Linked DNA regions of Homo sapiens: region 2 is linked to region 1. Evidence: chromatin loops called from intact Hi-C (ENCODE). Cell type or tissue: Calu3. All regions are shown on one strand. Links, peaks and the distances in the headings refer to the core of each region. The heading gives the core; the rest is flanking DNA. Region 1 overlaps ZNF664-RFLNA (ZNF664-RFLNA readthrough). Region 2 overlaps NCOR2 (nuclear receptor corepressor 2).

Region 1 (16,399 bases), core at 4,463-12,462:
GGGTTGGATGCAGAGTGTGGTGAGCCCAGACTCAAAGTCCCTCCACCACATCTAGCTGTGTGACCTTGAGCAAGTGTCTTTACCTCTCTGAGCCTCAGTTTCCTCATCTGTAAAGTATTGTACTGACGAATGACAGTATTTATCTCCGGATGGCTGCGAGGCTGAAGTGAGCTTAAGCAAGTGAAGTCCTCAGCTGGTGTCTGGCACAGAGCAAGGGCTCAGTAGATCTTAGCTGTTATTATTACTATCCCCAGGAAGTGGCAGTGGTCCCAAGTGTTGTGATCTTGCAGAAAGGCTGGCACTGCCCGTCAGAGCTGGCTGTCCCAGTGAAGGTGACAACAGCTGAGCCTGCATCTGGCAGAGGGAGCAGGGTCTGGCAGACCTGGCTGTAGCTGGAAGCGTGGTGGCAGCAGTGGGTTGGCAGCGGTGTGGTGGTCATTTGCCGGCAGGCGAAGCGCTGAGGTCCCAGAGTGCTGCCCAAGAGCCCCGTGTTTGAAGGCACTGGGAGGTGGTCCCTGGTGACTCCAGACCTGCTCAGGTAGATTTTGCAGGGAGCCAGGGCCAAGCAAAAGCAGGAGGGGGAAAAAGCATCTTTTAGTTCCCTTTCTCTGAAAGCAAACAGTCACAAGCTACAAGCCTGGGGCTTGTGAGGATCGCCAACTCTTCTGCGCACCGGTGAGTTCTTGACAATCAGATGAACAGAGGGAAAGAGGCGTGCCCTTGCTAGCCAACTTCCTGGAGCCCTCTCAGCTGGCATCTTGGTGCTTGTACACATTTGAGAGCATCAGCATTTCTTTACAAATGACCCCATCAGCTCGCCAGTCACCTTGCTTTGCTGGAAGTTTGCCTTGGGATTTGGGAGAATTTAGTTGAAACCAGTAACACCCAGCGTGGCCAAATTCCATATGCTCCTTCTGCGTCTGTGTAACAATTTCCTTTCTTTTTTTGAGATGATTCTCACTCTGTTACCCAGGCTGGAGTGCAGTAGCATGATCTCGGCTCACTGCAGCCTCTGCCTCCTCAGTTCAAGTCATTCTCCTGCCTCAGCCTCCCCCAAGCAGCTGGGACCACAGGCGTGTGCCACTACACCCAGCTAATTTTTGTATTATTAGTAGAGACAGGGTTTCACGATATTCAGGCTGGTCTCAAACCCCTGGCCTCAAGTGATCCATCTGCCTCAGCCTCCCAAAGTTCTGGGATTACATGCGTGAGCCACCACACTCAGCCTCTATGTAACAGTTTCTTTGAAATTTGTCGGAAGCAGGTTACCAGGGAGAAATAATATTTTTAATTATTCTTTCATTTATTTATTGTTTGTACATTTTCTGTGTGTGCATTCATCTGCAGGTTGTATCTTGGAATAGACCCCGCAGAGACGTGCAAGTAATGACTTCACATTAACGTGTCACTGGCCTGCCCTTGATGTGTTGGGGGGCCGGGCAAGAGTACAAATGGAGACCCACCTTTAAAAGTCATAAATCAAGGCAGGCATGGTGGCTCATGCCTGCCATCTCAGCATTTTGGGAGGCCAAGGCAGGAAGATCGCTTGAGGCCAGGAGTTGGAGACCAGACTGGGGAACATAGTGAGACCCCATCTCTACAAAATTAAAAATTAGCCGAGCATGGTGGCACACACCTGTAGTCCCAGCTACTTGGGAGGCTGAGGCAGGAGGATCTCTTGAGCCCAGGGGTTCAAGGCTGCAGTGAGCTATGATTGCGCCACCACACTCTAGCCTAGGTGACAGAGTGAGACCCTGTCTCTTTTTTTTAAAAAAAGTTATAAATCAAGTTAGCAAAGCAAATCAAGTTAACAAAGCGGTTCTGACAATGAACTCTTCAGAACCACCTGGAAGGCCAAGCTTTGGCCTTTGGGATGCGGGGACTCCTGAGCTCCCCCTGGGTTGTGGTGGGCAGTAGGGGCTGGCATGTGTCCCACCTGCCTGTGTCCCTTTTTGCTCCACATCCCTTCCTGCCCCACCCGAGTCCTCCTGGAGTCCACACGTGTGGACACCCAGCCCATGATTCGAGCTCTGGCCATCCCTCCACACCACCCCATAGCTGCCCCCTTGCAGGCCCATGGGCAGGGCCGTGGGTACCAGCAGCCTGCTCTTCGGAGGCTGCATCTGAAGAACGGGTTTGTGCAGGCTCTGAAGGAACGCCTGCGCTGTTTCAGAAGGAACCTCCAGTGCCAGGAAATTTGGAGCCTGATACAGAAGCAACATTCCGGTTTGGCACATTCCCTTGACCCTGGAGAGGCTGTGAGTGGGGCCCTCTAAAGCACGGGGCCCAGGACAGAGACCCCTCTCATCCAGGTTCAAGGGAGCGCAGACTGACCGTCCACCTCCACAGATTTAGTTAGCAAAGGTATCAAACTAGACAAGCCCCGGGGAAATTTCTGTCCCTCGTGAGTAAGTAAAAATGATATGTATCAAACAGTAATTTTGAGGAAAGGAAAAAAAAGACAGCAAAACTCATACGATCTCATCTCAGGTTACAGAATCTTAGGCGTTAACTAGCTGATCTCATGTCACAAAAAGTCCGGGTAGGAGAGTCAGCATTTTGGGGTCTTCATCCAATTCCCCAGTGCCCTGGCTTCACACTGGCCAGCTCATTTGACCTCCCCGAGGCAGAGCGACAGGAAAGCACGTGACTCATCTCCTTCTAGCGTGTGTCTGTCCCAACAAAGTCCTAATCAAGATCCCCGAGAGATCCTCGGGCTGCAAGATGCCTGGGAAATATCAATTGTTGTCAGCCTCACAGGCTCCATGCAGGGAATTCCTGCAGGCTCAGAGGCCTTTGTCATCAGGGAGCTTGCAGTCAAACGACTTGTGGTTTTCTTCAGCACTTCGGTATCGGCCAGGATCTCTTTTCTTTTTCTGACACTCTCAGACAAAATGCACAGAACAGTTTACAAGCCCCTCCAAGTTCTCTAGTCCCTCTTGATAATTGCCTCTGAATATTGACACAGTTTTAATATACAAATTTAATACGCAGAGGGATGGTAGATGCGATGACTTGGATAATCCCCATGAGCAGGGAATAATAAAATAGACACGTGGCTTTGGAATTAATTATACTTTATTTGGCTTCATGATTTAGTTTTGAATTATATAATTGACTTTATATTAAGTAAATTTAAGTTACATAGGTGGTTGAGAAAGAACCAATAATCAAATGGAAAAAAGCCAACCTGGGGTTCATTTTTGTTTTCCTTCGTGCGGAATAGAAGTTGCTGATTCACTCGTGGGTGGTTGAGTGTTATTCATATACTCAAGAGCTTATGTTCTTTGTATCATTTGTTTGGGGTATTTTTTTTAAGTTCCGGGGTACATGTGCAGGATGTGCAGGTTTGTTACATAGGTAAATGTGTGCCATGGTGATTAGCCACACCTATCAACCTGTCTCCTAGGTATTAAGCACAGCATGCATTAGCTATTCTTCCTGATGCTCTCCCTGCCCTGTCCCCACCAATAGGCCCCAGTGTGTGTTGTTCCCCTCCCTGTGTCCGTATGTTCTCATTGCTCAGCTCCCACTTATAAGTGAGAAGGTGCAGTGTTTGGTTTTCTGTTCCTGTGTTAGTTTGCTGAGGACAATGGTTTCTAGCTCCATCCATGTCCCTGCAAAGGACATGAACTTGTTCCATTTTATGGCTGCATAGTATTCCATGGTGTATATATGTACCACGTTTTCTTTATCCAGTCTATCTTTGAGGGACCTTTGGGTAGATTCCATGTCTTTGCTATTGTGGTTTTTTTTTTTTTTTTTGAGACGGAGTCTCACTCTGTTGCCCAGGCTGGAGTGCAGTGGCGCGATCTCGGCTCACTGCAAGCTCCGCCTCCCGGGTTCAAGCAGTTCTGCCTCAGCCTCCCGAGTAGCTGGGACTACAGGCACCCGCCACCATGCCTGGCTAATTTTTTGTATTTTTAATAGAGACAGGGTTTCACCGTGTTAGCCAGGATTGCCTCGATCTCCTGACCTCGTGATCCGCCGCCTCGTCCTCCCAAAGTGCTGGGATTACAGGCGTGAGCCACTGCACCCGGCCTATTGTGGGTATTTTTAAAGAACACAACATAGTGAAAGGTGTTTGTTTTTCTTTTACAAAACAAAACAAGTCTAAGATTGAAGGATTTGCTCTGTTGTTCCCATGTTCCTGGGACTAGAGTTGCTATTGCCTTTATTAGCGTTGGTCTATTTTAAAACAACAAAAAACCAAACCAAACCCTGGAGGTATATTTGATTAGCATGGAAGAGTTAAATGCCAGAGTTATCGTACAAAGAGAAATAAGAGACGCTGAGCATTATAAAGACCTGACAAGTCTATGCTGCGTGAACAGAGGCTGAAAATTAAGCCCTGGGTGACTTCAAGTACAGCTTTGGGAAACGATGCAGGGAGCTGTCTGGGAATGAAGGGATGTATGTGCCCCCTCTAGTGGTCAAAAGAGGTGGGGTTGGGAGCTACGCTTTGGATTCTTTACCCCCCAGCCACATACAACTTTCTAAACTTTTTTCCTTAACTTTTTTTCTTTAAAGGAGGACAAAAACTGCCACCCTCCACTTTGTTCTCTGAATTGCTTTTAAAAGACAGTTTTTAAATTTGTCCATAAAACATTTTTCTGACTCACCACAATGCTGTAAAAGCAACCACTCCAGGAGTCACAGAACCCCGTGGTCTCCAGTTTCAACCCCTTCTCTCTTTATGCCTTTGTAAAAATTTGTATTTAGTTCATTTTTTTAGGGACAGGGTCTTGCTCTGTTGTCCAGGCTGTGGTGCAGTGGTGCGATCATAGCTCACTGTAACTTCGAACTCCAGGGCTCAAGTGATCGTCCTGCCTCAGCCTCCTGAGGAGCTGGGACCTCAGGCATATACCACTACGTCTCACTAATTTTTGTATTTTTTGTAGAGACAGGGTCTCACTATGTTGCCCAGGCTGGTCTCCAACTCCTGGTGTCAAGCAGTCCTCCCACCTCAGCCTCCCAAACATGTTGGGATTAAAGGTGTGAGCTACTGTGCTCAGCCCCAGCCTTTCTTATCTCATTTAAATGTTGAACCTGATGACCCAAACACATTTACTTTGTTTCATCTATTTAAATTCTTTGTAAATTCTATGAACTATATAGCAAGGCTAGTTCTTTAATGATCACTCACTTGCAAAATAAAAAAAAAAGATATAATAATGCTAATAAGACTTTTGTAGGAGGTGATGTGATATACAAAATAAAAGCGTGATGTGATTTCCTCAGGCAATTTCTTTGGGAAAATAAAAAAGGAAGTTGATAGTCTAGTGGAGACATCAGATTAGAAACAATTACTTCATTTGTGCCGTGGACTGAAGACACAGATTCCCTTCTGAGAGCTCAGGCCATTGTGTATCAATCATACCACAAATGGGAGTGTTTTAAAAACTCTAAACAACTGTTTGGTGAAACATGCCAAGAACCACCTCTGAGAAGGCAGCCTATTGATAAAGTGGTTCTTTTTGGCTCTAAAAATCCCAAGCACGTGGGTGAACAGGTGCACATGATCTTCCGTTCTCTTTTTCCTGTGGAGTTCATCAATGACTATGATCTGACAGAGGAAAGCTCTGCTAAGAACATAAGGAGACTTAAAAGATGGCGAGGTGGCACAGCAGCTTGGAAGAGCAGGTTTTAGTCTAGAGATGGGAAGTTTTGAGCCTTCAGTGGTTAGAAAAATTCCTTCTCCTCTGCCTTCTCTCCTTCCCTTCAAGGCATCGATGTGTGGAATATAAACCATCTTTATATTTTAGAGGTTGACATCTTGTCTTACAGCAATTCAAAGGGAAGGAGACATGCAGCCCCATTCAAGCACAGGACGTGGACAGAGTGTCCAGGGACTTGCGAAAGTGAGAGGACAAAACTAACTAAAAAGCCACAGGCCCCAATCTACCAGATGACCCAGTAGTTTTACTTCTGGGACAGCCCTGAAGAAGTGAGGATCACCTTGCTAGGGGCTGAAAATCACCCTATCTAGGGTCCTGGGAGCCAGGAGAGGCTTTCTACAGAAGGGCTTTGAGGGATGTGTAGGAGTTCACTTGACAGGTACAGTGAGAAAGCACACTTTAAGCAGAGGAGAGAATATATACCAGTGGTTCTCAACATTAAGCCTACATCAGAACCACCTGGAGGGCTCATGAAAACACCAATCTCTGGGCCTTGCCCCCCAGTTTCTGATTCACTGGGTCTGGGGTAAGGCTTGGGAATTTGTTTTTGTTTTTAACGAGTTCCCAGGGGATGCTGACGCTGTTGTTCTAGGGACCCCACTTTGAAAACTGTAAACTTACATGAAGAACTGAAGCATGAAGTCACAGCCTGCGTCTGGGGAACTGTAACTACCTCGTTGTTGCTGGAATTTGAATTGTCTGAGCAATATGGTTAGAGGGTTAGGGAGGAGTCTCAAATGCCGAGCTGTGGGCATGCAAAATAAAGAAACGCGCCATTTGTGCATTCCAGGAGCAGGCGGCGCTGTGCTGCTGTAACTTTCAATCCCAATTGACATGCCCATTTTCCAGAGGAAGAAATTGCGGAACACAAGGTTCACTGATTGGTCCAAATTCCCCATTTAAGTAAGTGATGGATCTGGGATTCTAAACCGGGCCTCGGGAGACGCTAAAGCCCTTTTTATCTCCCTTGCCAGGGGCTCCATGCTAGAGCACTTAAAATTAAATCTCCGCAACAGAGGCATTGGGGAGAAAAATAATCAGGAAATATCTTGGGCAGGAGATTATAGGATAGGTCGGAAGGGGCTTACACCAGACCCTTTGGGAGACCCGCAAAAGTTGAACTGACAGACTCTTGAGATGTGATGTGGCCGCAGAGCTGGAGAAGGCCGATTAGAGAGGAGAGATGGGAGGGAGGACCTGGGACCCTGCTGGCTGATAGGTTGTGGTGCGTACCATTGAGGCCTTGACTTTGGAGAGATACCTGGTGAAGCCAGCGAGAAAGGCAGGAGGGGTCGGAGGGGCACGTCATGAAGACGTCCTGGGACACGAGGACCCACACGCTCCCTCCTTCCCGGTTACCCAGCCTTTTTCTAAGCCTTTCGTCATTCTGACTGGTTAATTTTGTTATCTTTTATTTTCTCGTCTCACTCATTCTCTTTGAATTTCTCTTCTGTCTTCATGCTCATTATCAGGCTAGCAAATTGTTAACTATGTAAATTTTAAAAGGAAAAATGTCAGCAGGCAGCTGGACAAGACAGAAGAGACAGAACTTCAAATGTTGCAGTCCAGGCTCCTTGGGAGAGTATGTCCTCCTTCTCATGAACAGGGAGAGCAAATGGTGTAACTGACACCCCTAAGTTCATCACGTGGGTGTCATCATTACAACACTTTGCAATATTAGCTTCATTTTCTGCCCCCTGGAGTATTTTGAAGCATATTTCAGATGTTATAACACCTCTAAATACTTTAGAATGTGTCTCTAAAAATAGGGACATCTTCCTACTAACCATGGCACCATCATCATCACACATAAAAGATTAACGCAATTCACTGAATCATCTAACACCAAGTCAATATTCAGACATCCCTAGTATTGAATTATCTAACCCGCAGTCGATATTCAGATATCCCCAGTTATTCCCAATGTCTTTTCCTCCAAGATTTTATCATAAAAATATTTTCAAACATCAGATGAATTGAAGGACTCTTACAGTGAGCATCTATATATCCACCACCTAGTTGTGGAATTACCATTTGGCTGTGTGCTTTCTTGTATACCTGTCCGTCTATCCATCTTTCCAGTCACCCATTAATCCATCTTAATTTTTCAGTGCATTTCAGAGTGAGATGCAGATATCAGCACCCTTCCCCCTAAACACTTCAGCATGAGTATCATTTGCTGGAGTCCAGTATTTATTAGGTTCTTTCCTTTTGAGGTAAAATTGACATATAAATAAAAGACCCAAATTTCCAGTATAATATTTGATGAATTGAGCAAATAGTTAGCTGTCTAACCCAAACCCCTGTGAAGATAGCAAACATTTTCATCACCCCAGAAGGTTCCCCATGTCCCTTCCCAGTCAATCCCCCCACTCCACACAACCCCTGATTTGACTTTTTCCTATCACTGCATCTTCTGGAAGTTCATATAAATAGCATGGTGCCCTTGTGTAAGGCTGCTTTCACATGGCATAATGCTTTTGTTATGTACCCATGTCGTGTGTGTCACAATAGCCTGTGATTTTTATTGTTATGGAGTAGCCTGTCACATGATGTGTCCACCATTTACTCATCCATCACTTGTTGAGGGACATTTAGGCTGAATCTTCCATTTGGCGATGATGAGTAAAGCTGCTATGAACATTTTCATGTACAGGTTTTTTTGTGGACTCTCGCAAACGTCTCCTACTGCTGGTTTATTTTAACCATGATGCAATCAAGGTCCCACCCTGCAGCCGATTGTTGTGCTTCTGACGTTTCCTTTAATTAAGTTGAAGGGGCCCAGTCAAACCCCCTGTTGTAGCCACAGCTCCGGTTACCTGCCAGGCATACAAAGGAGCTGAGTTCTCAGAGTAACAACAGCTACTGAGCTGCTTGTGTAGACCTTAGGCTTGTGATTGGAATGGTTTCGTTGTACACCCGCCGGTTGTTACAGGGAAGAAAGACTCCAGGCTGGACATCTCAGAACTAAACTAATTGAACTAATTAACCTAATCTCTCCCTCTTTCTCATACTCTGGGAGTCAGCCATTTTTGTTGGTGATGCTGCACTGTTTCGCAGCCACAAGGGGGCACCTGTGTGCTTTGTATGATTTAAAATTTTCATTTGGCAATTAAAAAAAGTTCTCCCAGAAAATCAGTATTTTAAGATGCTTTCCCTGTTTCCCAGTCTATTGAATTCAATGGTGACTTTTGTTCAATTGTTCAATACGTATTTACCGAATACCCACCATGACTAATGCATTGTGCTACGCACTGTGGGTGGTGAAGAAATAAAATAGTTCCTACCCTTGGGACTCTTCTGACCCACAGGGAGGAGAGAGAACCACAGTACAGCTCGGCATGTGTTTGAAGTCAGAAGAATGGGGCGAAACTGTGGAGATTCAGGTGGGTGGGAGCTGGCATCGCGATATTCCGGGAGGCCATGATGTCAAGAGCAAGTGAAGAGACCAGAAGGTTCTGGAACCCAGGATCTGTTAGGGATGCTGGAAGGGATTCGATGGTCCAGAGCTAGGGAATTTGGAACTTATTCATGATGTTGAATGACACGGGGGAGTTTTCAGTGGGGAAGTGACTGGTAGTATTGAATTGGAGAGGAAAGAGAAGAGGCAGGAAACTCTCTGTGGGGGCAGTTTGGGGGTGATGGGGCCCATGCTGGGGTGACCCTGGGAGAATGGCTGAGAATCATCTCTGAGTGCTGTAGGAATGAATGAGACCAATGGAGAGGAGAGAGAGAACATTCTGGAATCCTTCTGGAATGACTGAAAATCATCTCTGAGTGTTGTAGGAATGAAGGAGACCACTTGGGGAGAGGAGAGAGAGAACATTCTGGAATGTTCTGAGAATCATTCCAGAATTACTGCAGACCACTTGGGGAGAGGAGAGAAAGACAATATCCTGGAATGTTCTTGGAGCAGTCTTATTTTGAAGTTTGGTTTTCAAAGTCAAGTAGCTTTGCATTATATGAAAACTTTCACTAAGATACTTCCAAGTAGGGTCAGTGGCGAGTTGTTCTGCCCGTTAAAGAAAAAATTCTCGGCCGGGCGCAGTGGCTCACGCCTGTAATCCCAGCACTTTGGGAGGCCGAGGCGGGCGGATCACGAGGTCAGGAGATCGAGACCATTCTGGCTAACACGGTGAAACCCCGTCTCTACTAAAAACACAAAACATTAGCCGGGCGTGGTGGCGGGCGCCTGTAGTCCCAGTTACTCGGGAGGCTGAGGCAGGAGAATGGCGTGAACCCGGGAGGCGGAGCTTGCAGTGAGCTGAGATCGCGCCACTGCCCTCCAGCCTGGGCGACAGAGCGAGACTCCGGAAAAAAAAAAAAAAAACACGTAAGGAAGACACTATTCAGGACCATTTTGAGGGGTCACGACCGTCACAGTAGGGGAGAGAGATAGGGCTCAACTCCGAAAACAGCAAAGACAGCTGTAGATTATAGTCAAGAGGCAGAGTGGGTAATGGAGGAAAATTACTGAGAGGAGACAGAACCTGAGGATGAGGCCTCCTGGGGAAGAGGACTCTGAGGAACCTAACATTTGATCAAGGACAGAGTCTTTGTCATGCCTCAGGGATTAATCAGATCTTTTGTTAAGTGCGAATCCCAGCAGGTGAAGTGGGATGTATTTTTTAAGTGGGAAGTATTCTGATTAAACGGGAGCATGAGGCAGTGAAATGGGATAAATTTGTTTTATGCAAGATGAAACACTAAATCACCTTTATACAAATATTCATACAAATATTTTTATACAAATATGAATTTTTTATACAAAAATTTCAGCATTCCTGAAATTATAAATCAGTGGGAAAAGTTTGACTTAAAAAATAAATTCAGTGGCAGATAAACAATTCAAGTGATTCTTTGTTTTTACCTTTGTTGAAAGAAATGGTATTAGTAACTTAAAATAGATTTGTTTAAAAAACGAAAATATAACGTGTTTTTGGTCCATTGAAATAAGGTGATATGACAGTCACGCCCAGGTCCCCAATTACTAGGCTGATTTACATAAGCATGATTTACCCTGATTTATATAAACATCCATCCTTCCCTAATCACTTTATTAAGTTTCAGGTTCAAATATTTCCCTGAAACTTTTTTCAGGGAAAAAATATACATTTTATATTTATATTTTTAATATTTTTTTTTCCCACTTTCCTTAAAAATCTCCTTTTCATCACTAAAGGGCAGTTCAGCCACAGGCTCTGGATTCAAATCCAGCACCTTCTCATGTTAGCTGTGTGACTTTAGTTTCCCTCACTATCAAGTGAGGATAATAAGAGGGTTTCCTCACCGGATCAGAGGAGTGCCCAGCAGGGGTGGGCACAGCTCCTGGCACACTCACTGTGATTGATGTTTCTGGTTGACGTTGTCTTCGACCCAAGTCTGCTTATGTAAGATGTGAGCCTGGCTGATTAACTCTGCTTTGTAAATTAAAAGGGAAATCTTCCTTTTTCCAACTTGCCCAGGAAGCTTTGGTGTGTCCCTACGTGTTTTCTTGTATCATGTGGTTAAGGGTGACTTGATCCAGGAACTCAAAAGATCCTGTTAATACTTCTTTTTAATGGGATCGTCCAACCTTTAAAATTCATTCACCCCTTATATATAAACCCACAGATGTTAAAACCAGAACAAGGATGTATTCACGGAGGAAACAAATTCCATCTTCAACACAGCACTTGCAGAGGTAGAATTAACTCAGAAAGAGGCTGGACAACTTGGCCTGGAACCCACTGTGGGAAACTTTGGTAACTATCAGCTGTGGTTTGCTTTTCTGCACCACTGACTCAGCAACCCTGCAGTTGGGCACTGGGTGAGTTTGCAGTGGGAGAGAACAACCTTATCCTCTCTTTGAAAAACATTTCCACCCACAGGACAGCTTATTGGGAGGACCAGAACTCCGAAAGAATGAAAAAGGAAAATGAATGAAACCACATAGATTTTGTTTGCTCCTAGTGAAACAGGAAAAGGGAATAAGAACCAAAAATTTAGTATCATTTTGCCTGGATGATTTTTTCAGTTAGCTAGAGAAAAAGATTTGATGGCTTTAATAGGGATTAACAGAAGTGATCTTTCAGAAAGTTATAGATACTTACTTTTAGGGTTTTCTTTTCCCCCCAACTAGCTTGTCTAATGTAATATACATCATGATAAATACCTTTTTTTTTTTTTTTTGAGATGGAGTCTTGCTCTCTCGCCCAGGCTGGAGTACAGTGGCGCGATCTTGGCTCGCTGCAACCTCCGCCTCCTGAGTTGAAGTGATTCTTCTGCCTCAGACTCCTGAGTAGCTGGGACTATAGGCACGTGCCATCACAACTGGCTAATTTTTATATTTTTAGTAGAGACAGGGTTTCACCATGTTGGCCAGGCTGGTTTCGAACTCCTGACCTCAAGTAATCCACCGGCCTTGGCCTCCCAAAGTGTTGGGATTACAAGCGTGAGCCACCGCACCTGGTCAATAGATAACTGTTAATGAAGTATAATGTGTTTTTATGGATATATTTCTTTGTAAGCACATTATGGCCTTTCAATTCAAATACAAGTGTTTCTGATTGAAATCTTGAAGGGGCAACATAATTGGATTTGACCAAATATGGGATTTAGAAATGGAAGCAGATTCAGCCAGAATTCCTGCCTAGGACTTCCTGGGGATCAGGGAAGAGGTGAAATGCACAGGAAATGTCTTCTATTGAACGTGAGGGCATGTTGATATCAAAGGGCCCGGGAGGGCCACACACTATGAACGTGATGTCCACATTCTTGGCGGTGCTCACGGCAGTAACGTGCATTTCCTGTGCGGGGCTGCCTGGCTCCGTCATAGCTTGCCGAGTGTCCCAATGCTGTTATTTCCTCCTGAGGCACCACTCTTCTCGTTTCCAATTTTGTTTGTTGTTTTTTAACACTGTAGAGTTTTATTTCAGTCTACCTACTTGATCTCTTATTTCATTAGCATTTTGGGGTGTTTTGAAGGGATTTTATAATACACCCATTTTTCTTAAAACTTTATATCTTTTAGTTAAGTCGATAAATGTTTAATATATACCCAATTATTAAAAACACTTTAATGCATAGCATCAAAGTCAAAATAGATGATACATATTGTAAATTCCATGTTGCAGAAATTCTAACCTTGATTTTGAGAAGTAAAGCTTACTTCTTACAGCTAAGTAAACCCCCAGAGATAAGTGCAGTTTTCACAATAGTCATTAACTACCCATCACCTGTCATTGCAACATTGATGAATTACTGGTGATGATCACTGCTTGAGTGTTCACAGGCATGTAACGATTATGTCCAGTTGAGAGTCAGAAAAAAGCTCCGGGGCCTTTTGTATGCATAGATAATGTATTCTGAATTATTTGGATGAGGCTTTATACCAGTCAGGGATTTTGCTTGCAAACAGTAGAAATTAACTGGCTAACTTGAGCAGAATAGGACCTTTCTAGAAGGATATTGGGCAGCGTTTGGAATGGAGAATCAGGTTTTATTTTATCATTTTTTTTCTATTTGTTTTTGAGATGGAGTCTCGCTCTGTCACCCATGCTGGCATGCAGTGGCATGATCTCGGCTCACTGCAACCTCTGCCTCCTGCGTTCAAGAGATTCTCCTGCCTCAGCCTCCCAAATAGCTGCAATTACAGGCGCCCACCACCATGCCCAGCTAATTTTTTTGTATTTTTAGTAGAGACGGGGTTTCACCATGTTGGCCAGGCTGGTCTCAAACTCCTGGCCTCAAGTGATCTGCCTCCTTTGGCCTCCCAAAGTGCCGGGATTACAGGTGTGAGCCACTGCGCCCGACTGAGAGTCAGGCTTGTAAAACCGGTAAGACCAAGAGCAGCTAGGCAGGTCAAGGGTCACAGGTACAGGCTGATGTGGACGCCGCCATAAGTCCTGCCATTATCAGACATTGGCCACTGCCCTGGGCAATCTGTCCTGGTCTCTGGGGCCCTGCAGCCTCTGACACTTGCTGTCCTGATGGGCCTTTGGTGCTGTCCTGCTGCTGGGAAACTCCCCATCACTGGATCTCTGTGTCACAGCCTCAAGGGTCAGGTCCTTAGTGTGGGCATCTGTGTTAGCGCCCTGTAGTTGCCATATCAAAGCCCACGTGCCAGGTGTCTTATAATAGCAGAAGTTCACCCTCACAATTCTGGAGGCCAGAAGGCCACAGGGGCACGTACCCACTGAGGCCCTAGGGAGGAATGTGTTTTGTGCCTCTCAGCTTCCGGGGGCCGCGGCAACCCTCAGCTTCAGTGGGCTTGTGGATGTTTCACTCCTATCTCTGCCTCCATCTCCATGTGGCCATCTTCCTTCTGCGTGTGTCTCTGTGTCCAGATTTCCCTCTTCTTAGAAGGACACCAGTCATACTGGATTTAGGGCACACCCTAATCCAGTATGACCTCATCTGAACTTGATTACATCTGCAAAGTCCTTCTTGCAGATAAGGTCACATTCACAGGTACCAGGTTCCAGGCTGAGGCCACATGCCTACGCCACAGCTCCCGGGGCTGGGTTATCTGTACCTCAGCCTTCGTTGGCCGTAGCGGGTGGTGGGTCCCTGCCTCACAGCAAGCCCCACGGAATGGGGGGTTCCCCCAGATAGGAGGGATGCTTGACATTCATAAAAGAGGCTTTCCCCAACTATACGGCTTCTTGCAGCAATGAGATTACACCATTTCCATCAGCACACCAGTAAAATTGAACAATCACTAGGGAATATCTTTAATTCTTTCTTCTGCCTTTCTTTTTATTATCTTGTTTTAATCATGAATGATTGCGGAGAAATGTTGATCTGATGGACTCAAGTTGAATGGAGTCTTTCTCCCATGTGAGGACCGGAAGCCACCCACACAGATCTCTCTTCTATGGGAGGTGTTCTAGGGTCACCTTATTAATCCCAAATTCTGTCTTACCCTGAGTCGGAACTCTTTCAGCAGAAAACTGTATCTCTGTGGCGTTGAATATGAGGATAGGTTCCAGGAGCACCAGTAGACGGAATGTTTGCCCTGTCACAAGCATTTCTCCTGGCCTAGAGACTGGCAGGGGTTCCTGCATCCCTAAGCAGGGACCCCTGCACCAGGCGAAGGACGAGCCCCCTTCCAGCAACGCGGGATGAGCCAGGGCCTCTCCCCTACCCTGCTTGTCCTTCCTCTGCCCAGTACCCTGCGTGGCTGCTCAGGAGAGTGACGTGTGGAAGCCACTCGGGGTGAGCAGAGGGTCTCTTAGTGATGCTGTTTGTTTCCTGGGACGTGGGTCAGGGAGCCCCTACCCTGGTTGAGAACCACTGAGGTAGGCCGGGATTTTGGATTCCATCCCCAAATTAGAGGAACAGAGTGCATGCATGCCTTAGGCACTAGAGGTGCTTCCACTGGGCCCGTTTGCACAAGTCTGGCCTCTCCCTGTCTTTTGCTGCCACCTGTTTATCACTGGTCAAGAGAGGCCACCGAGGCCGGGCACAGTGGCTCATGCCTGTAATCTCAGCACTTTGGGAAGCCAAGGTAGGCAGATCACCTGAGGTCAGGAGTTCGAGACCAGCCTGGGCAACATGGCAAAACCCCGTCTCTACTAAAAATACAAAAAATAGCTGGGTGTGGCAGCAGGAACCTGTAATCCCAGGTACTTGGGACGCGGAGGCAGGAGAATCACTTGAACTTGGGAGGCGGAGCTTGCAGTGAGCCGAGATTGCGCCACTGCACTCCAGCCTGGGCAACAGAGTGAGACTCCATCTCAAAAAAAAAAAAAAAAGAGGAAAAAGAGAGGCCACCAAATGCACGATGGAGCTGCTAGGGATGACAGCACCGCACCAGAAGCAGAAGCCCCAGACTTCCCAAGGAGAAGACAAAGGAACAGCTCTCCTGTGTTCCTTCATATTTTTATTGTAGGTACCTCAGCTCCTTAATGAAACTTAAGTATTAGGAGAAGAGCAAAATTAACTCAACAAATATTTAAAGCCAGGCCCTGCTGTGAGAAGAGAAATGAACTTTTCTTTGGAAACAAAAATCTCTGCTGTCGCGGGGTCTGTCCTCTGGCAATGATGAGCTTGGTGCTGGATATAACATCATAAAATTATCGTGACCGCTGCTCTGGGGGAAGCTGCTGTCAAATGATTCAGCTCTCCTCCCAAGCTTTAGATCTCTGTGTTTCCTTTCGGTCTCCTCTCCTTAGCTTCACACCTTACAGTCTCAGAGAGCAGGGGACACAGCACCTCAGAAAGCCACGTGGCTGCACTCTGGATCATGCTGGCCTTAGCACTGTTAAGATACTGTGAGACTTGGGCAACCCCTGAGGTGTCCAAGCGCTGGCTTCTGTTCATAATCCCTGGGACTCAATGGTTGTGTCTGGGCTTCAGTTTGAAGCCCAGACCCTATGCAGCTCTTCCTGTGTCCTCCTGAAGAGGGTTGCGCTTTGGGGATTTTCAACGTGCAGACAAAGGAAATGGTTGCAGCTCAATATTGCACACGCTGTGGCAAAGTATCCATTTCTCCCCTTTCGGCATCCAAAAGGTCTTGCCTCCTGGTGGCTGCTTTGCTGTAGGGTTGAGGGAAGGATGAGAAGAGCTGCGTGTTGTGACAGTTGCTATGCGTCTTTGGGAGTTTCTGTGGTAAAAACTGGAGTTATGTGGTTTAGGTGCTGGATCTAAGACTTTAACCAGGGGATGAAAAGGCTAGGTGAGTGCCCTGAATTGCGGGATCGCTTTCTGACCCTGCAGCCCATGAGGCCCAAGGAATA
Region 2 (8,000 bases), core at 1-8,000, 360 kb after region 1:
GGATGGGCAGAGACCATCTGCCTCAGCAATAGCCGCTTCTCCAGTCCCTTTTCCTAACTCTTGGTTTTCTGGGCGGGGGCTCCAGAACGTTCCTAGCTTCTCCACCCCGACCCCCTATGGAGGAGTTGCTGGGGCCTGCCAGCACCTGTCTCCCCGCCCCACCCCCGCTCCCTCCTGCCATCGCCTGGAACACACAGCCATTAGCAGCCACCCTGAGCAGTAATTGTCCAGATTGCTGTAATTCACGGCAGACGAACATGCTGCTGCTCACGACATTATTACAAATGTCACTGAGCAGGGCCTCCGCGTGCACGGCCCCCAGGGGACGCTCACTGCCGTCTCCATGGGCAGGACCCAGGATGAGCTCACTGTCATCACTGAGGACCCAACCTTGAGATGGTGGGACACGGGCTCCTCTCCGCCGGTGAGTCATCCCCAGCCGTCCTCCCAGCCTCCGGATCTGCCCTTCCAGAAGGCAAACAGAGGGCAGGCACTGTCTTCCCAGTTCTCAGGCAATGGGCGGTGGGGGCGGGGGTGGTCACCGGTGAGGAGGTGGTAGTGACAACACGAGACACGAGAAGGGATGGAGAGGCGGTGGGACCCTGGGCTGACCGTTTGGGGATGTCCACGCGGAGTCCTCCGATGGGTGGGTGCTCTGGGAAATCTCCCAGCCAACAGGCTGAGATCCCAGGGACTCACCTGTGATTAAAAATCTCACACAATTTTACACAAATGCTCACAGCAGCACTCTTCACAACAGCCACATGGAAACAACCCACACATCCCCCAAGAGATGAACGACCGACAAAATGTGGTCCGTGCAGGTGAGGGAATATTATTCAGCCGTACAAAGCTACTCAGATGAACCTCAGAACCATCATGCTCCCAGAAAGGAGCCAGACACAAAAGGCCACAAACTGTAGGATTCCATTCATTGGAAACGCCCAGAACAGGCCAATCCACAGAGACAGAGAGTGCATTAGTGGCTGCCAGGGGCTGGTAGGGCTGGGGCGGGGCCCTGGGAGGGACTGCTAATGGGTATGGGATTTCCATCTGGGGTGAGAAAAAGTTCTGGAACTAGGCAGTGGTGAGGGTTGCACACCAATGCAGATGTACTTCATGCCACTGAGATGTTCACTTTCCAGTGGTTAGAATGCTGAGCTTCGTGCCATGTGTATCATCTCAAAATTAAATAAAAGGCGGCGGGAATCACACAATTTCAATAAAGCTTCTTTTGCAGCCTATAATGAAATACATGCCAGAAACCACCAAGTGGACATTAAAGACAGAGAAACAACAATGTGGCCTCTCTGGGGGCTGACAGCAGCCCCAGGCCCTACCAGCTGGATACAGTGCCCAGGCCCTACCAGCTGGATACAGTGCCCAGGCCCCGCTGGCATGCCTCTCACTCACCACACACAGAGCCTGACCTGCAGCGGCAGGCAGGCCCTCCTTCCTGAATGGTGCGAGGGTCTCTCTGGGTCCAGGTTCACCTCAGCCTGGGGGGCGGAGGGCAGACTGCCCCCGGAGGAGCTCTGAGGGCGAGGGGCAGGGTCCCGGGGTGAGGGCGGGGGCTGTGGGGGTCTTCTCAGGGCTGTGGGGACCCTCAGCACCCCCCACAACTACAGTGGAGGACGGGGCCGGGCCCAGGAGCCCCGTGATCCAGGCTGTTCTCAGATACACCTGCCCTTATGTGCCAAGAGCGTTTGCTATAAAGGGCCTTTGTTCCCTCCATAAGTCACGACCTGGAGCTTTCTGCACAAAGAAACCGCACGTCACAGACAGCCTCGACTCCAGCAGGGCCACGGGACCAAGCACGGGACAGGGACGGGGAGTGGGGGCCTGGGCCTGCTCCCAGCCCCACACACCAGCTCCGGAACCCGTGGCACTCCTTGGCCTCTGCTTCCTGGCTCCTTGCCCACAAACAGGGACATGGGCGGGGACAGGAGCAGGCCCCACCTCTTAGATAACCGAGAGTGAGCGTGCCGTGGGAGCCAGGTGCTGCCCCGGCCTCAGCAGTGCTGCCAGTGATGCGCCAGCTCCGACAGCCCCTGCCCCAGGCCAGGCACGGCCGAGGGAGGGAGGAGATTCGCTCCCACTCAGCCCACCATGGGCCCTCACACAGGGTTATCTGATTCCGCACAGCCAACCTAGACGACCCTCCCACTCAACAGACGGGCAAACCGAGGCCCAGAGGCAGGTCACTGTGCTGGGAAGTAAAGATCTTGGCCAGGAGACAGCACAGCTGAGAGGGGATCCGGCTTAGGAGGCACTGGACCCCAGCCCCCACGGTGCTGCACATCACAAGGCCATCTGCTCGGGATGGCTTCTGCTGCCAGCACCAATGCCTGCTGGCTCCCTGCCGTGTGAGCCACTCCCACGACTGTCCCCAACGGCCTGGGTGTCCCCATCCACTCCAGAACCCGTCACCCAGATTGGGGTGCTCAAACCTGAGACAGGTTTCCAAAGCCCCAGCACACTTGAGCCCAGGATAGGACCTTTGGGGCTCTAAGGGCTGGATGAACGCCCTGCAGGTCTCCCTGACCCCAGGACTCTACCGAGATGGCCGCCGGCAAGCTCTGACTGTCCCGAGATACCCAGGTGTGCTGCCACTGCTCTGTCCCCAAGGCCCAGAGGTGCTGGCCACAGAGGTCACCCAGAAGCCACTCGCTGACTACATGCACAGCACAAGCTGTGTCTCTCTGAGCTGCGCCCTCAAGTCACAAAGACAAGCCTGACAGCGCAGCTGCACAGACCCATTTTCTGGAAGGTAAAACTGAGGCTCCAGGGTGACAAACCTGAGAACAGCCCAGAACCAGAACCTCACCAGAGGCCTCACCACAGCCCCTGGCTCAAGGCCAAATGTGTCAACACCCTCCCCAGCACGTGAGCTTCAGGCGCCCTGGATGCAAACCAACAAGGCTTAAAGCCGCCACACACCCCTCACCTTTCTTGGCTGTTTCCATTTCTTCTTCTGTCCAGCGAGAACTCTCATTCAGCTCCATGGAGGCTGAAAAGAAGATGCCAGGTTATTGGCAGGAGCCGGGAGAGGAGGCACTTTGCCTTCTGCCCTTTTCTCTCCTTTGAGCCAGGGAGGGAGTAGACCAGGCCTTGACGGTGTCACCGCACGGCTCTGAACCCCGTGGGAAGGCCACATTTCAGACGCCCCTCCCCAGCCAGTACCCACCGTGGCACCTGACTCCCTGAGCCTTTATGCTGGGCTGGAGCTGTGCTGGGCAGTCCCACGTGCCGTTGGTCGGGGCCAACCTCCACACAAGCCGCTGAAGTCGGGGCACCTGCGATCACCCCATTTTATAGAAGGGGACACTGAAGCAGTCAAGGGCCTTGACCATGACTGCCTCTGCCTGCACTCTGTTGGGAAAGGGGTCACCTGGTGACGTGGCGACAGTGGGACACAAGCTTCAGGTGGGCCGGGACCTCATCTGACCGAGGACCCTCTCGGAGCCCAGCTCTTCTATTACTGTGGGGCTGTCCCATCACGGCAGGATGCTTAGCAACCCTGGACTCTGCACGCTGGACTCCAGCAACCCTACTCCAATTGTGACCATCAAAACTGTTCACAGACACTGCCTGGCGTCCCCTAGTGGGGGAGTAAAATCGCCCATGGCGGAGAAGCCCTGCTCCAGAGGGAATGTTCATACCCCCACTCATCCAGGACAAGGAGGGGCTTCTGGTGTTACTGGGAAGGGACACAACCTGGCCTTGGGGTTGGCTGGAGGTGGCTGCATCTCTGCAGTGGCACTATTTTTGGGTCTGTCTGCCGAGCTCCTCTGGATGTGAGCCCTGGCCCTTCCTTTCCAGTTGCTTAAGACCCATGAGTGGGGTGGGTGCGAGGGACGTCAGCTCCATGGACTCAGCACCTGGAACTGCGCCAGGGGGAGTATGTGTCCAACAGAGGCTGGCTGAGGAGTGGCGGAAGGTTCCAGCAGAAGAGGGGAGACGGCCCCCACCCCCATGGGCAGCCCCATCAGCCCCGACAGGCCAGAGCCACCCCAGCCTCCCCCATCTCTGCAGCCACAGCCTGGGCCTCTCTGGGACCTCATCGATGCTCCCATTCCTCCCCACAGGACTCCCAGAGGAAGCCTACAGAAGCCAGGGGTGCCAGGGGTGCTGAGGGTGCCCAGTGCCAGAAGAGACATGGAAGGCCTAGGAGTGTGTTTTCCACCCTGCGGCTGAGCCCCCAGCATCAGCCTTGGGTCCGAGAGGACTATCCCCAGAGATCAGGCAGGAAGAAAGCCCTTTCACCCTGGGCCTCCAAGTACACCGCCACCAAGAGGCAGCTGGAAAATATCTGCAGGAGCTGCATAGGCTCTGTGGCCAATGGGGCTGAGTTCTAACCCCAGCTACAATGAAATTTTTAGAGAGGGAACGTTTCCTCTCTGAGCTTCGAGTGGGCCATTTATGAAATAGGTCCAAACTACATCCCACGAGAAGAAGAGACAGGTGCATGACCCGGACCCCAGGGGACGGTGGGGGTCTGTGGGAGATGAAGCAGCATCTCCACCCTGAGAATGAGCCCTGGCAGGCGGGGCTTCGGCCTGAGCGCTTGGGCCCCTGGGTGGGTTCCCGCAGTGGCTGGAGGGCTGGACCCTAACAGCTAAACAAAGTAGAGACAACAGACGCACACCGCTGCCCCCTGCGGCGAATCTTGGGAACTGCCACTCACATCATCTCATTTTTTTCTACTTTCTGGGAGGGTAGTGAGGGATGAACACCCTTCTCAACAGAAGGGGAAACTGAGGCCCACGGAAGTGAAGGTACAAAACCAGATGCCTACCAGGGTAGAGGCTGGGTGGGGACAAGTAGAGCCCATGACATTCTAAGAAGGAGTGGTGGTTACTCGGCTCCCAACAACAGCCACCTCATGGGAACCTGGGCCAAGCGTGGCCAGATCTTCTGTTTTAAAAACGACAACCAAAAAATCCGGAACTGGTCACTGGGAATTTTTTGTGACATCTCCCTGCTCTGAAATCACTGTGGTTGAAGCCACTGAACTCTTCCTACACCCCAGGCACTGTTCTAGGTGCTTCTCACATAGCAAGTGACTACAACTGTCCCCCCACGTTAGAGGTAACCACCGATTCCTCCCACTGAGAACATGAGGACCCTGAGGCACAGAGAGGTTCAGGAATTCATGCTGGGCCACACAGCACATCCAGTAGGTAGCGCTGGGATTTGACTCCAACCATGACTTACACCAACCCCTTGGCTGTTGCCAATTAACTCAAATTGCACGAAACTTTCATATGAGCGCAACCCGCCGTGTCTCCAGCCCCTTCCCCACCCGCATCCCTGGCCCCCAGCTCACCCAGCTCGGCGCTCTGCTGGGGGGTGATGGCCTCCTCGCTGTTGGCCTCATTAGCCATTGAGCGGGTGATGCGGCCTTTGCGTCTTCCCTGGCTGTTGGCAGTTTTGCGGCCTTTGGAGGCCACAGCCTCCTTCTCGTCGTTGTCCTCCCCTGAGGTGTCGTCTGTCTTCTCCCTACAGGCCAGAGAGGGGAGATAGGATGGCTTCACCCGAGCCGGGAAATCAAACAGCCACTGGAGGAGACTGTTTCTTTAGCTGGATTTGCACTGGCTGCCAGCCATGGCACTAATCGGACGCTAGGAAAGAGGGGGAGAGGCCTGAGGTGAGGGTGGCCAGGGGCAAGTCTGCAGGGGCTCCATGTTCACCAGAAGTGGGAGTACAGCTGGCAGGACAACACCATGCTATTTCTCAAAAGGGAGTTGCGGCCAGGTGTGCTGGGTCACACCTGTAATCTCAGCACTTTGGGAGGCCGAAGTTGGAGGACTGCTTGAGCCCAGGAGTTTAAGACCAGCCTGGGCAACACAGCAAGACTCCATCTCTACAAAAGAAAAAGATCAGAAAATTAGCCAGGCGTGGTGGCATATGCTGATGGTCCCAGCTACTTGGGAAGCTAAGGTAGGGGGATCTCTTGAGCCTGGGAGGTCGAGGCTGCAGTGAGCCATGATTATACCACTGCACTCCAGCCTGGGTGACAGAACAAGACCCTGTCTCAAAAAAAAAAAAAAGAAAAAGAAAGGATGGGGGTGTAACCTGGGCTATCAACTTAATTCACCAATAAGGCCATGTGGACAGGTAGTTAATTGGCTGGCTATTTTATTCCCCAAATGGGAGGTACTGGGAGCTTTCCTGCAAGGCTACTTTCTTCTGGGCTGGTGGTTATCTGCAAGACCATTTTATGCACCAAATAGAGAGATACTGTCTGCAAGACTATTTGGTGAACTAAATGGGGGCGTGGGCTGGCAGCAATTTATAGGGCCATTTTATTCGCCACAGAGGAGCTATTTCCAGAGGGGCTCTATAAGAGGCAATACATTGGCCTTCAGTATTATCAAGGGCCGGGCATCATCTTAGACATTGGCAGGAGGAAACTCTCTTGCTGGTTTTATGCAGGCCTAGCCTGCAGGCCTAGCTGTGGTGTGTGGGGGTGCTCACAACCTCGATACCCGAGCTGGGGCTCTCGCAGAAGTGACTGGGGAGAGTTTTACTGCGGGAGGCTCAGATTGATCACCTCTGCCTTCCCATTCATCTTCCTGAAAGGCCCTTGCTGGAAGCGTCTGGGAGACGGGGTGAGGAAGCCAGATGTTCTCTGAAGCCAAATTCCTGAGCCCATTACAGGTACCTGGCGCTAAGTCGTGCCGCCCCCCTTTCTCCAGCTGGCTGCACTCCTGCAGCCCCTGGCAGGCACAGGAGGCTGTCACGGCCCCCGCGGTGAGGCTGTGCCTTGATCTGCAAGAACTCACACTGCCATCGATGATTCTAAAGGTGACAGCAGCCGCCTGCACACCTAGTCCTTCCAGGAGGGCCTCTGATCCCCCTTTCCCCCTTCCTGGCGCCTCAGGAGGAAAGAGCGGGAGGAAGCAGGGAGGCAGAGAGTTCCAAAGTCATTGCCTGGATTTATTAGCTCAGGAGTGGAGCTCAAATGAGCTATCAGTCTCTAAAGTCTCCAGAGGGTTGGAGAAAGAAAGCGAGGGCGGAGGAGAGGGGGGAGCCAGGGAGGAGGAGTAGGGCGATGGGTGGGCTTCCGGAAGGGGGGCTGTCAGGGGCAAACGAGCAGAAAGCCCTCCCCCCTGCTCACAGGCAATTGGTGGGCACCCCACCCGTCTCTACAAAGGGTCCCCCAGAACCGTGTGCCACCCGGGTTGGGTCAGCGGCCGGGCCCTGCAGGGGACAGCAGGCTGCCTTACTTGAGGAGGTCTTCCTTGTCGTTCTCCACCTCCGGCTTCTCCTCCTCCTTCTCCGCCTCCTTTTCCTTCTCCTTCTCATCTTTCTCCTCCTGGCTGCTGCGGGGCATGGGCTGCTGCTGCTGCTGCTGCTGCTGCTGCTGCTGCTGTTGTTGCTGCTGCTGTCAGACCCCGGGGGAGGGCAGAGGGGAGTGGGGAGGGAAGAAAACCGTGAACAGGTGAATCTCTGCACCTGGGCTCAGCCTGAGCTGGGGGAGGAGGAGGAAAACCCGTGGAGTCCACCCAGAAGAGGTCATAAACAACCGGGAAGCCAGGCCCCACTGGCATGAGATGGGGAGAGGCACGGCCTGGGGTCTTGCCGCCCTAGGGGCCTGGGGAGGCGGAGTCGGGGTGAGGGGCAGGAAGCATTGGTGTCAGAAGTGCTGGCTTCAATTCCTGCCCTTTCCACACAGTGGCTGTGTGAGCTTGGATGAGGGTCTTAACCTCTCTGTGCCGACTCCTTCGCCTTGACAATGGGGGTATTCAGCATGCCTGTGCCTCAGCTGAGGGCTGGGAGGTTGAAATGAGAGAATCCTCACCATGCTTACATCCGCATCTGGCCCGGATATTTAAGAGGGGCAGATGTGATCTGGGTTGAGAGAGGTGCCCTGGTGAGCCTCGGCAGGGGTGCCTGAGCATCTGGGAAGCTGGGGACACACCCCTGATGCCCCAGCCCTGCCCTGCCCCCGACAGAGCTCAGGCCACCTCTCTAAGCCTCGGTCTCCGAGTCTG

Evidence for each region. Peaks named below come from ENCODE experiments on the same cell type or tissue, not always from the same donor. Only the 100,000 strongest peaks of a DNase experiment are listed, where the experiment ranks them.
Region 2: a loop joins it to region 1, with 3 times the contacts of the local background. A loop is called at or near these places in 4 of 110 quality-filtered maps.

The regions. Positions count from the first base shown.
Region 1 is chr12:124,028,038-124,044,436 of GRCh38, forward strand. The region is part of intron 2 of ZNF664-RFLNA (ZNF664-RFLNA readthrough); the gene reads left to right. Among named protein-coding and RNA genes, the nearest start is that of ZNF664-RFLNA, 63 kb to the left of the region's middle. In Calu3, for the core only: a CTCF peak has its summit at 8,724 (motif pointing right); a DNase peak (open chromatin) is centred at 8,734.
Region 2 is chr12:124,395,172-124,403,171 of GRCh38, forward strand. It overlaps NCOR2 (nuclear receptor corepressor 2), which reads right to left. Exons shown (of 49, transcript NM_006312.6): 16 at 7,233-7,390; 17 at 5,330-5,502; 18 at 2,948-3,010. Among named protein-coding and RNA genes, the nearest start is that of MIR6880, 62 kb to the left of the region's middle. RefSeq lists enhancers at 1-231, 232-919, 4,016-4,515, 7,471-8,000. In Calu3, for the core only: a CTCF peak has its summit at 4,658; DNase peaks (open chromatin) are centred at 1,900, 2,850 and 4,660.